Linked DNA regions of Homo sapiens: region 2 is linked to region 1. The links are chromatin contacts, found by Hi-C in ENCODE. All regions are on one chromosome and are shown on one strand. The core of a region is the stretch at or near the end of the contact, and the rest is flanking DNA. Distances in the headings are between cores, read along the strand shown. Region 1 overlaps ST7 (suppression of tumorigenicity 7). Region 2 overlaps ST7 (suppression of tumorigenicity 7).

Region 1 (7,427 bases), core at 527-3,026:
GTTGATTGACTAATAAGAACCCAGAACTCTGATAATTAAGTAAACCTTTATCACAATGAAGTATTTATGTTGAAATGAGTCCCCTCATAATAATTTGAATCATGATTTTTAAAAATATATCGAAGTTGGTTTTATATATTTTAAAGAAATATGAATCTTATATGAAGCTAATGAAGTTCTTGGTTGAGTTAGCATGAAGGCCTTATCTCCTTTATGATATTCAAAGTAGAAATTGGAATTTACTGGATTCAGATGATTAATGAATATATTTTAGTGACTTTTATTTGCCTATTTATAGGTTAACTAGCATCGAATGGGGTCATGGCCTTGGCTATTGGAGTCTAGATGTGTGTTCCATCTGAGAAAATACTTTGTTTAGTGTGTATTTTACATTACTTGAGTTTCAGATAATTCAACTGAAATTTTTTGTTATAAAATTTATTCAAAGTAAATAGGTGAAAAAATGTTTTTGAAAGGGAACCTCTACACACTCTAAAATAATTTATAAAATACAAATTTATAAAATAAATAAGGAGATTGTTACTCCTTTGTAAAATGGTACTCTTTGCTATGGTAGAAACATCATGGTACAGTAAATATTCCCATTGAGCTTCCCACCATATGTTCAGAAACTGCTCTGATGTATAAAAGCTAGGTTTGCAGGTAAATTTGGGATATAAGTACACATGTTAAGCAAAAGCTTAAGCATTTTTTACTGACCCACGCATAATTCTTGAAATGGTTTCAGAATGTTCTAACACCAAGAGTCTGTGTTAAGTGCTTCGGAAAATGACCAATTATGTTGTATCTAAGTGAATGAAAAGGTTGGTAGCAATGTCATCTCAAAATGCATAAAATATATTCTCCAAGAACAAATGACATTAATGTGCAAAAGACACGCAAAATCTCTGTTAGAGTGCCTTTTCTTGATTTCCTTAGCCTGTAGTTTTGTGAGCACAAAAAAGGTTTGCTATCAGCAGTTGAAATACTGTGGAATAGCACATTAATACACTAATATGACTTTGGAGATTTTGGCCAACCCTCTTAGCAATGAAATATGTTCTTGTAATTTAAGCTGACACTCCTAATTTAGCTCTTGTCCTCTACTGAGTCTACCTAATTATATGTATGGATTGACTTGGTGTTTTCTCTTTTTCTTAAATAGTAATGCAGAAAGCCTGGAGAGAGAGAAACCCCCAAGCTAGGATTTCTGCAGCTCATGAAGCCTTGGAGATAAATGAGTAAGTGGGGGAAAATCTTGCTGTTAAAAAGGAAATCTCATCCTTTGCTGAATATATTCAGTTGCCATTGATAGGATACTTAAATTAAACTGCATTTGAACTGGAGGATTATTTGGGGAGTTATTACTCTATTTAAAAAAGTTTTTTTTTTAAATGAAGGACAGCCACCATGTGGAGGTGGTTTTAGTCATTTTATGAATTCAATGGCTTTGCTGTGATCCTAAATTAATTTCTTGAAGGGCTATCCCTAGGATATTGTGAGGATATAAAATAAATACAATTCTTTACATATCTAAAACATTCTGACAGGGAAAATTTTCCAGATGTAGAATGCTCATCTGCACTAGAACATTTTCTAGTAGAACTTCTGCTAGTGGGGAAAACATGATAACAACATAAGGTTTAAAAAAAAAATTTTAGAAAATACTTCAAGATTAAGACAAAGATAAGAGGAAATGCTGTCTTGAGTGTTGTTAAACATTCTGTGGGTTACCAAGGAAGGCTGGGAAATCTCTTCTGGAGATCTCAGAAAATGAGAAAGATTCTTAAAGTTGGAGTCATAAAAACTCAGGGTTGGCAGAGACCTTAAAGGTCACTTAGCTGAACCACCCATCTGGTGCTTGAATCACCTCAACACTATCCTTGCCAAGTGGTCATTGTTAAACTATTTTATGATTTTTCTGAAGAAGGTTACAGAATCTTCTTCAGAGATCTTAGGGAAAAAAAAAAAAGATTGTCGTGAGAGTTGAAAATCCTGCCATTGTAACCAGTTGATCTACGGTTTCTGATTCTGTCATGCAACATATTTATTTTCCAGTTTCTTGTCATCTACAAATTCGATATGCCTGCCTTCTGTGTGTCATCCATATTTCTGAGAAAAATATGAAGGCCAGGAATAGAGCCCTGTGACATGACATAGAAACTACCCTCCAGGTTCATGTCTTCATGAATCACCATCTTTTGTATTGTTCACTCAATTACTAAGCCACCCAGTTACACTGTGACTCAGCTCATATTTCTCCATTTGGATCTTAAGAATGCCAATCGTAGCTGCGGATCTTAAATTTATAGTAAATCTATTACAGTAAATTAAGCTAGCACAATCTGATTTATTTATTCTTAGTGAATATAAGCTGGCTTCTAGTCGTCACTACTTTCTTTTTAAAGTGCTTGGAGACCATTCCTTTAATAATCCATTAGAATATCTTTCCAAATCACTGTGTTCTGTAGTTTGGGAAGTCTGCCTTCTTCCCCTTTTTGAAAATTTATGCTACATTTATCATCTCATCTTCTAGCACCTCTCCATTCTTTGTGATTCCTCAACTATCCACAGAGAGCAATTCCATGGCCTGCCTACAAGGTCTTTCGGTTTCCTGGGATTTGCCCATCCAGTCCAGTAATTCATTTAGAATGGATCAATTATTTGCTATCTTACATCTTTTTACCCATTTTAGAGTTTAATTTCTTCTCCCTTTTTCAGTCTGACAGTCATTCTCCTTGATAGAGAAGCCAGGAACAAAATAGGAGGGAGAGAGTTTTGCTTTTTCTTTATTATCTACTGCTTTTAACAATAAACCTTCCTTGTTTTGATGTTATTATGTTGTTTGTCTTTTTTTTTTACTTATTTGCCTTTGTGACATGGGGACGGTGATAGGGCCTTAAATATAATTTTAAAATAGGGAATAAATGGTTGTCTTTAGTATTTTATTTTGTTTTATTATTATTATTATTATTGTTATTTTTGCAAGCTTCAGCTAATTTGGAATTGTAGCTCTCCTGACATTATTCTTATAAGCTCATTCCACTCTCTTATAGACCATCATTACATGCCCTCTTTCCATCTTTTAAAATATGTCCTTTAAAAATCTGACCTGGGAGAAATCTCTGTGAAGCCGTGTTGGTTACTTAAGTGCCACCCCTCTTTTCTTCCTGAGAGGATCATTTGTGATTGCAGTTACAGTTGAACATTTGGAAGCTGCTCAACCCTCTTAAACCATTTTTCCTTCTGAATCTCATGCCATTGAATCATGCCTCTTTTCTTTGAATTTTTTGAAGTCCACCTTCCCCTCTTTGATTACCCTGAACTCCGAAATGACATAGTGACTCTCTCTGAATGTTCCTATCAATTTTCATTTTACCAACTATTTTTTTCTTCTTGGTCAGAATTAGGTCCAGAGTTGAAGTTCCCCTAATTGCTTCCTCTACCATCTGGGAGATAAAATTGTTACCAAAGTAAGTCAAGAACCTGTTGGGTGCCCTACTTCTAACCAAATGAGACTTCTAGTGGATATCTGGATGGTTGACACCCCCATCACCACACTTTCTTGCTTCTGTATGTGTATTGTGTTGTGACAAGGATGCATCATCTATATCTTCCATCGAGCTGAGCAGTCTGTTCTGTACTCCCCAACCATTAGCACTTCTATTGCTCTCTCCTTTTTCCTTCACTCACAAGCTCTTAGCATGTTTCTATCCCAAACTCATGCGTTTCCACATAGATGTATGTTTCTTGGCCAGTAGTGCTACTCTGCCTCTCCTCCTAAGAATACCATTTGAAATATAAATAAGCAAAGCAAGCAAGCTAGCCCCAACCATTCTTGGGTTCCCAGCCCAACAACTACAATCTTATAGCTAATTCCTCTGATACTGTATCTACCACTCAGTATTACAATCTCAATTTTCACTTCATTACCCTTGCCTCATATTTATATGTTGGCATCTGAAGCCTTAAGCATTTCTTCTGATGCCTGTCCCAGTTATTTTCTCCAGTGAATCACTTGTATAGTTTCAGCATCATTATGGTTCTTTCCAAGTCATGGATGCTGCCATCTGTAGAAATTGGTTTTATAGCTGTTTTTCTGGGCATTTTTCTCCCTACCTCACCACATTGTTTAAAGCCCCATTGATGGTTCCTGCCTGAAATTAGAGAGACTGGCTAAAGACCTTACAGACCCTTCCTAAGGCTAAGATTAACTAGTAGCCCCAGCCCTTACATTAGCTGTGAAGTTCAGCCTCCTTTTCCTAGCTGGCTATTGCAGTTTGTGGACAGTAAAAGTAACATTTGGTTTTACTTTCTGTTTATTTTCTCTCTTGTGGTCTGATGGAAATAAGTAGGGAAATGGCCACAAGTGAGGCAGTGGGGAAGGAGAGTGAAAGGATGGGTGCAGGACCTGCGTGGTCTGTTACAGCCTCACCACTTCCCTATTACATTCCCTTTCTTTGGCAGTGGGTTGTTCCTCATATGCTTTGGAAGGTTTAAATTCACAAGAACTCCCCATGTTCATTAATTATCCTTTTGGCTTCCCACCTAAGAGGGTTGTTGAAAAGATTATATGAGATGATATATGTTAAGTGCCTGGTACAGTGCTTAATATATACTAAGCAACAAGTGGTAGCTATTGTTGTTGAAGGCATGAGATTTAACTTGTTAGCTACTGTGGCTGAGTCAGATTTTGAGTTCTTCAGAAATAACACTACTTGTAGGTTCTTCCAGTGTTCTCTGAAGCAGAAAGTCAGTGCTAACTGTAAAGAGATGTTGAAGCACTGTGTTTTTTTTCAGTGAGTAACTTGATTTAACGAATTTCTTATTCTGAAGAAATCCTTAGATTGAAGATAATCTGTGTTTAGTTAACAGAAGTAAACCTGTATATAGCACCTCTAACTTTGAGTGTTGGAAGGAACTATTTAATAACAGCTGTTATCATCACCATCACTAGCTGACATTTATTGAGCACTTAACCACATGCTGGCTACTGTACTGAGCACTTTACATGCATCACCTTACTTAACCTTCACAACAACACTGTGAACAAAGATTCCATGTTGTTCTCCATCAGGGAGGCAGAGTAAGAACTTGCCCAAAGTGACACACTAATATAAAGGGTGAAGTCCACATGTGAGCCCCATGCTCTTAACACTACGCATCCTACCTCTCAAGCTAAAATACAGATGTTTCTTTTGTACCATTATTTTGTGTCAGCAACTACAAACAGGAGTGCATGAACCAGTTGGCCACTCTGCATGTTTTGGCGTAACTCCTTGCCTTTCTGCATGAGCTCCTACAGTCTATTACCATGTCCTTGGCTTTGTAATTGATGGTGGCTATTATCTGAATGAACAGGTGTGCAACTGCTTATATTCTCTTGGCTGAAGAGGAAGCAACAACCATTGCTGAAGCAGAAAAATTATTTAAGCAGGCCCTGAAGGCTGGAGATGGCTGTTACCGACGCTCTCAGCAGCTACAACATCATGGATCCCAGTATGAAGCCCAACATAGTAAGGTTTCCTGCAGGTTGATGCATTGGGGGATCAGAATTGTAAAAATTATTAATCAGAGCAAATTTTTAGTCCAGTTCAAAATATGATTCTCCTAGACAAGAGAAAATATTGGCTTTTGCTTTGTTTTTATTAATTTTCTTCTTTCCTATAAGTGCAGTTAGTAAATAATTAACTTACAGCTTCATTGCTGTTTATATTCACATTCTCTTTCCTGCCCATAGATTCCTAACCGCAGAAATAAATGGCAGTAACCTTTAATAGTAACCTTTTTTCCTCCTGAGTTCTTACATATTTCTGTTCATCAGTTGCTTCTGCTCACAACTTTAAAACCCAGATGGGAAACAGGATTTAAATTAGCCATAGTGTTAGCAAAGGTTTTATCTTATAGATCTTCTACAACATGGATTGAAATAGGACAATTAAGAATATAAGTTATTGGTGATTGTATCAGCATTTATCTCTTACATAAGAAACATTGGTATTGGCTTCCAGAGAGAAAGAGCCATGAGCTCCTAGTTATTTATCTTTTTTATATTAAAATAATGCCTTTTTAAACTCCCCAAAAAACGCCTTTTTAAATTTAAGATAACTCTTTAAAATCTGAGACCTTTCACTTCAGTATACTAAACTGAAAGCCAATGACATTTCGTGGGGGAACAGTATAGAAACAAAACAACGAAATCATTTCTGGAATTCCCTGAGCCCCTCGACTCATCAGTTTGTTTGTTGTTGAAGCAGAAATTTAGCAGTCCTTGTGGTAAGAGAGTTAAGTATTTCCATGGTCCAACCAAAATTTGAGAGTATTTCCATGGTCCAACCAAAATTCACAAAGTTATTTTGTTTCTCACTTAGTTTCTCCCTCCTGAAACTTAGAGAGTAGGGATGTATCTCCTTCATATTTGAGATTATAAAATTAAATGTTAACGTTAAACTTGGGTTTGGTGTAGAAACTGACTGCATTAGTCCCCATAACTAAGGTGCCAGCAAAATCTTTGCATTATAGCCTGCATATACATGAGTATGTCCTCACATGTACCACATCAATTCCTAAGTTTTTATTTTTATTCTGCAGCATATATATGCTAATAAAGTCTCTAATCACCATCTATGTCTCACTTTTTAATAAAAAAGTATTTTAGTGTAATGCAGTGCATTTTGAAGACATGTAGTAAATGTGTATTTTGTGAACTAAATGGAAATCAATACATAAAATTACATAACCTATAATACAACATTAATTTTCTTTCTTTTCTTCTCTAAATTAAATCTTTTCAACCTGTTGCCTAAATCCATCCAAAAATATAATCACATTTTTAAAATAATTTGTAGGTACTTGGCAGATTTTCAGCACACATCTTGTTCTCATTGTTTAAGTCTTGAAATGTTAGGACTTTGGTCTTAACATCTTTTAATAGCTGCATATTATACATGTACTTAATCTATAACAGGTGTGTCATATTTTCTCAAACATGGTAATTTTTATCGAGGATTAAGCACATGCATGTTCTCATTGGTCTGAAAACATATCCAACAAGACATATAATTAAATAAAAGATTAAGATTAGAAATTGTTAACGTACTTTTTAAGAGTCATTTTAGTGATTGTTGTTACAACTATTTAGCTTGTCAATTCTTTCTCTAACACTAGGGTAGTTTTTCATTTTGTTGCATACTCTATTGTCATATCTGGAATGTGTTATATTGCCATCTAAAATCAACTGCTTAGGGGACCTGGAGATGATTATGATGTCACTAGTGTTAGGGAAAGAATAATATAAAGCAGAAGTTTAAGATGAGGCTTCTCCAGACTTAATGTCAAGAATGAAAAAAAAATAGTTCATCAGGATGTAACCTGAGATTCACCTCTGCATCTTTACCAAAAGAATGCACGCTTGAAGAATGTGGAAT
Region 2 (6,643 bases), core at 700-3,199, 38 kb after region 1:
CAAGCTTCAAATGAAAGCACTGCTCTTTAAGCTCCTAGCATCTTACCTTAAGTTCTGTTGGAACTGGGTGAGACCTCATGTTTGCGTATGCGGTCTCACTGAGTTTTAGTAAGACTCAGTTTTTAAGCTTCAGCAACTAATATTTGGAATTGCACTTTTTAAATTATAGAATATGATTTGTGTCCTTGAAGTTTGATCATTACCTGAAGAATTGGCTGAAAACAATAAATGTTTAAATGTTGCAATTTAGAGAATGTCTTTATTGTGTTGCCAAATGCTGAATGACAGAGAGCTTTAATTCTAACTGCTTTAATTAGAAAGAGAAAAAAAAATCAAAGGGTAATCTCAACTAGAATCAAAATGAACCAGAACAAGAAATACTTTTATTGGTTACAGAACATCAGCAATGTGTGGTATAGTCTTATTCACCTCCTTTATCAACAGTGAAAATACTGCAGGCCTCTCTAGGGAAGTTCGGACCATCAGTCTTACTGAACACATAATCAGTTTAATAGGGGTTTTTCGTTAGTAATATGATGCTCTTTTGGGCTGCAGAAAATTATTTTTAAAGATAGGGTAAATGATTATTGGCTTTAAAAAACAAAACAATATGGTAAATGTTCCTAATGAAGGAAGAACTGGATGGTCAATGCAGTGTATTCACTGATTTTTTGCTTAGCAGTGAATTAGCCTGTTTTTGGTATTATTTCTCTCAGCATAATTACTTTAAAGATGTTGACATCAAAAACAGTTATCACTTTTTTAGAGGTTGTTATGTTATAATAGATAGCAGTTATCCAGGTAGAGGATTAGAGGAGAATATATCTGTGATTCTGCTCTATAAAGAACCTGGTTACCTTTCTTTTAAGATAAGATTTTACCTTTCTTTTTTTGAACCTGGTTAACTTTCTTTTAAGATAAGATTTTACCTTCTTTTTTTAATCTTCTTCCTTTTTTTTTTTTTTTTGAGACGGAGTCTCACTCTGTTGCCCAGACTGGAATGCAGTGGCATGATCTCAGCTCACTGCAACCTCCACCTCCTGGGTTCAAGTGATTCTCCTGCCTCGGCCTCCTAAGTAGCTGGGACTACAGGTGCGTGTCACCATGCCTGACTAATTTTTGTATTTTTAGTAGAGATGGGGTTTTGCCATGTTGGACAGGCTGGTGTCAAACTCCTGACCTCAGGTGATCCACCTGCCTCGGCCTCTCAAAGTGCTGGGATTATAGTCATGAGCCACTATGCCTGGCCAGATTTTACCTTTCTTGAAGATAAAAACTTTGCTCTGAAATTCTTGGTCTTTCTTCTTTCTCTTTGCTTCCCAGTGAAGTTCAATATTATATATTTTAACTTCCTTTGGGCCTCTCTTCATCCTCATCCAGTGTGGAACCCGTGGACCATTCCTTTAATCATTCGTTCACCATCATAGTCCAGTCTCTTGCTCCTTGAATTTTATTGAACCTAATTCAGTCTGCCCAGGCTCAACCTAATCATTTGACATCTTGCTACTGTACCTGGGCTGCTGGCCACCGCTAGGTAAAACTTGACAACCATGGCAGTTATAACCTCTAAAATTCATGGTCTCCATTTGTTAGGCCCTCAAGACAGCCTTAGCAATCCTTTTTTTTTTTTTTTTTTTGTCCTGAGTAGTTCTCCACTGTGTGGCTGTTTTTCACTTTCACCCCATCTTTAAGCTTCTTCCCTGCCACCTATTCTCTTAGTCTCAGAAGATGATCGTGGCCCCTGTTTTATGTAGGCCACCAGGCAGAAACTCATAAACCTTCCTCTTTACTACCACCCCCATCACTACCTACAAATTTTCTTTTAACCCGTGTCACTTTCTAGTTATTTTTCTACTTTTTCTCCTTAACTTTGCCACTAGGCTGCTTGAAAGGGTAATGCCCCCTTGTTTACCCTTCTACAGTCTGGCTTCCATCCAAATTGCTGTTGGCAAAGTTACCGGTGACCTAACTGGTAAAGCCCGTGAGATATTTTTCAGCCTTTACCTTGTTTGGTTTCTCCATGGCATTTTATCTTTCTTGAGCATTTTCTTCAACTTTTATGAAAACCTGTCTTTGAATCTTATCCCACCTTACCAGAAAAATAAGAAGCATTTAATGATTTACAAAATAATAATTGATATGAACTCTTATAACCCAATATTAATTATACTTTTAAGAATTGAATTATACTTTTATATAAATACAATTCAGTATTATACTTTAAAAATACGAAATGCTGTAATCCCAGCACTTCGGGAGGCCGAGGCGGGCAGATCATGAGGTCAGGAGATCAAGACCATCCTGGCTAACATAGTGAAACCCCGTCTCTACTTAAAACACAAAAATTAGCCGGGCATGGTAGCATGTGCCTGTAGTCCCAGCTACTTGGGAGGCTGAGGCAGGAGAATTGCTTGAACCCAGGAGGTGGAGGTTGCAGTGAGCTGAGATCGCACCACTGCACTCCAGCCTGGGCGACAGAGCAAGACTCCATCTCAAATAAATAAATAAATAAGAAATACTTATTTCTTAAAATGCTTAACTCTAGTAATCATTTTACTTTGTGTATATATATCCAAACCGTGATATATACAATAAATATATATAATAAAATATGTACAATAAAATTATAAGACATACATAATATACTAATTATTCCTTGGTTTCTTCTGCCCTAGTTAATGAAGGAGTTCCCCCTTCTGAGTATGTTCAATATCCATGAAAACCTTTTAGAAGCCCTTCTGGAACTACAAGCATATGCTGATGTTCAGGCAGTCTTAGCAAAGTATGATGGTAAGTTCTTGGGTATTTTTATTTACTTGACTATTCCTCTTTTGATGTATTTTCCCTGATTAGATTAGAAGGGTCATTTCAAATAGCACAGCACTTTTGTAGCCATACTCTTATAGAATTTTCACCTACAGTTTTATGATGGTGTTTGGTATGATCTTAGAATTTCATGGTTAGCAAGGACCAGAAATGTCACATGGCATGTGTCTCGTTCCTCTCCTTCCCTCCGTACAGGCTCCCCTCATGCTCTCCCCATCAGGCAGTTATGTCTACTCTGCTCTATTACCTCTGCGGTCAGGAATCACCCAGAACCTCACAGGCAGTACCTATCCTGTAGGGGCAGCACTGACTGTTAGAGCTCTTGCTATAAATCCACATCAGTTCACTGTGACCACAGCCTATTGGTCACATTGACCCTTTGGAGCAATGTAGAACAGCTAATATCCCTTGCACATGTGGCAATTCAGTAAATATTGGAAGATGAAATCATGTCCGCTTCATCCCAGCTCTTCTCATTAGCAGCAGAATATCCCCATTTCTTTAAATGGCAGGCTTTGAAGTCCCTTTGCCATTCTGGTTACTCACTCATGAACTTATTCCATTTTGCCTGTTCCTAAGAAACCAGAAAAATAAGCCGGCACATCCTAGATATTTTAAAACTCTAATGCTCATATTGTCATTATCCATGAATTCATTATTTGATTAATTGGACAAAAATTGTCCACATAATTACCTGCCACGACATTGTTACTGAAATATCTGCAGAGCTTCATACTATTCTGCCTCATTTCAGTAACCATCTTCCTAAAGTGTTTCCTTGTAAAATGGATGTAGGGAATGATTACTTATTATATAATCATTTTTTGCTTTATGAAATATTTTTTCTTTAGTAAGCATCTTCAGTGCATTTAAAGTGCATTTAAAGAATTATTCAGATTACAAAACATACAGAGCAAACTATACCATTTGGGTCTTTTTTTTTTTTTTTTAAGAGAGATAGGGCCTTCCTCTCTGTCACCCCAGATGGAGTATAGTGGTATGATCATAGTTCACTATAACCTTGAACTCCTGGGTTCTAGCCATCCTCCTGCTTCAGCCTCCCAAGTGACTAGGACTATAGGAGTGTGCCATCATGCTTGGCTAATTTTTAAATTTTTTTTGTAGAGACTGGTTATCGTTATGTTACCCAGGCTGGTCTCAAACTCCTGTGAACTTCCCACCTTGGCCCCGCAAGGCACTGGGAGTACAGGCGTGAGCCACCACACCTGGCCATTGGGTCTTATTTTTGACACATTTCTTCATAAGGAATCTCTGAAATGGGTGAGAGTTATCATCTCCTATAGTTGAGGGAACTCAGGCATTATGAGACTGTTTTTGTTTTTGTTTCATTTTCTTCAAATTTTTTCTCAAATATATGGAAACGAAAAGCCTTCAGCCAGTGATGGCATCATTTTGCCTGTGCAGACATAAGTACCCTGTGTAACAAGATATATGCTACCTAGTATGGAACTGATTTGAGAAACAGAGAAAAGTATTTGTGGAGCACTTTTAAGTAAACAAAATAAAGACTGTTTGGCTTTCATGTCAGCTCACTTGTATTCTCTATTTATATGCTAAAATCTTACTCATGGTTCAGCTAAACAGTGGTCCAAGCTTAGGGGTCTAAACTATTGGGCTGCCTTGTAGGCAAAAATCCTCGTATGTTGACATTCTTTTAGTACCAAAGGAATTCAGTCCCATGGCCATGGGTTCAGGCAGCAGTGCACTTTTCCAAATGCCACTCTGTAGCCATCAATGCCATAGCAATCCTTAATGCTGACCTATACTCAATCTGATGTTATCAAGCCTTCAGAAATAAAACTTTAATCAGTAGAGCCTTTGGGATGGCAAGCCTCTTAAGGCTCCTTTCATGAAGATCTCCATTTGTTACAGAAATCATCAGCCTCGTGTTATAAGACTGATTGTAAAATAAAGAAATGGAACTCTCCATTGTCTCTAACTATTCCATTGCACAGCCTCTGTTCCACAACATTCAAAAACTGATTTATTAGATTCTGATAACATATGTTCACATTATTTGTTACAACAGCCCGTCCCACCCTCCACTGAAACTTGGCTCACACTTTGAAAAATTCTTTTGTTGCAAATGGACAAACTCACCATACCAAGGCCCTTGTGTTGAGCTTTGTTTATGTTGTGTACCTGGCAACAGAGATGATGTTCTTGTTCATTATTCATGGAAAAAGAGCCTCATTAGTGGCAGGACACATATTGTTGCTGAGATGCCTCGTTAGGGGTTTTGAGTTCAGCAGTTGTCAATAGAGTACAGATGACCTAACACCGACTGAATTCTGAAGGGAGTTTTGGTGCTGACTTGGCTCAGGCCTGTATCATTTACAGTAGAAATATAATGAAGTGGCTGCTGAAGTTACTGTTCTTGAGGGTTGAGCTGCAGCCACTGAAGATTGTGGAAAAACATGCCTCTTGTTTCTCACCCCATATCATGAAATGGGTTCTTTCAAGTTTATCCCTGCTGCTTTTCCTGGAGACGTCTACTGAGTTGCTGGTTCCTTATCTGGCCCTGGGCGAGGAAGTGGGTGCTTTAGAGGTCTTAGAGTACAGACAGCTTTTAGGGCATTCTGATCTTCACCCTGGTTCAGATGTCTAATCCATGAGATGCTGGAGACAGCACTTAGAATCCCAGCCCCTTCATCCCTCTCTGTAGAGCCACACCCAAAGCAGCAGGATTATATGTCCTTTTTACTAATTGGAATGCTCTGGTTGGGTAGCCGTTTTTTGGATTGTTTTTGGGTACAGCAATCCTTCTTTATTACATTTGCTAGGTGGCTGAATTTTTTAAGTAGTATGCTGGGAACACAATGGGATTAGTTCTGCTTTTCTGACCTTTTCAAAAAGATTTAGAAAAATGGCAAGGCACTGGGGGCCAGGGATGGGGGTGTCGAAGAACATATTTTGGGGGAAAGAAGGGAGGCAAAATGTATTCCCCTTGTCTCATTGTTCTTCACCACCTTAAAAAAAGTTTGGCTTTGAGTTTATAAATCAGTAACAATCATATACTCCTGTGTCCCCACAAAGATTACCAGTTGATTGGACATATATCCATGTAGTCTGCAGTCTGATTTTGATTTTTGCCATTGAGATAACTTCTAATGCTTTATTATTCCAGGTATTAGTCTAAAATACTATATTGCTATCCTCAGGATTTTTCATACTCTTGTATTTTCAATTTGTGATTCAACATTATAGGTGGGCAGTTTTATTCCAGGTGGCTGATCCTGGTTCTATAATGTTCTTCACACAGTGACTAAAATAGCAGCAACAGCTAGCATTTATTGAGTTCTTGTAATGTATCAGTATCATACATGATTCAAACCACAAGCATATTTGGTAGATACTGTTGTTAGCCCCATTTTGCAGGTATGGTAACTGGTACAAAAAGAAGGTAATTGCTCACAGGAAGAGCCTATAATATCAAAGTAAAGCCATGTAGATGTGATGTTATGAGAGAAAAGTGATCGACTGAGAACAACTTCATTAAATATGATGTGAATTCTACAAGTAAAGGAAAGCCAGGATAAAAACGGAGGTGGTCTCACTCCAGACCCATGCTTTTAACCACCACACTTACACTCTTTCTGCTGTTGGTAGTATTTATTTAAATTGTTTTTATTAATACCATTGTTCTTGTTGTTGTTATTAGCCACAATCTATTGAGAACCTACCATGTGCCAAGCATGTTATTAGCTTGGCATTAGCTTTACCCTCACAATAACCCTGCAAGGAGGCAGTTATTCCATTTTAGCAGATGCAGAAACTGAGGCTTTGTGAGATTAAA

Evidence for each region. Hi-C counts contacts between places; a loop is a spot of excess contacts on that map. Pooled maps may share reads with other maps.
Region 2: a map of PC-9 shows a loop between it and region 1 (3-fold over the local background). The contact joins two enhancer-like sites. A Hi-C loop is called at or near these places in 2 of 168 maps with a recorded cell type or tissue (PC-3 and PC-9) and 1 of 50 pooled maps.

The regions. Positions count from the first base shown.
Region 1 is chr7:117,130,720-117,138,146 of GRCh38, forward strand. ST7 (suppression of tumorigenicity 7) reads left to right here. Exons shown (of 16, transcript NM_001369598.1): 6 at 1,166-1,241; 7 at 3,405-3,473; 8 at 5,362-5,516. The region is part of intron 2 of ST7-AS2 (ST7 antisense RNA 2); the gene reads right to left. Among named protein-coding and RNA genes, the nearest start is that of ST7-AS2, 11 kb to the right of the region's middle. Within about 2 kb of position 1,777, at least 5 of the 41 ENCODE cell types and tissues checked have a DNase peak (open chromatin) inside an H3K27ac peak, as active enhancers do; they include PC-9, where a contact is called at or near this core.
Region 2 is chr7:117,168,187-117,174,829 of GRCh38, forward strand. ST7 (suppression of tumorigenicity 7) reads left to right here. Exons shown (of 16, transcript NM_001369598.1): 10 at 2,676-2,790. Among named protein-coding and RNA genes, the nearest start is that of ST7-OT3, 11 kb to the right of the region's middle. Within about 2 kb of position 1,950, at least 4 of the 41 ENCODE cell types and tissues checked have a DNase peak (open chromatin) inside an H3K27ac peak, as active enhancers do; they include PC-9, where a contact is called at or near this core.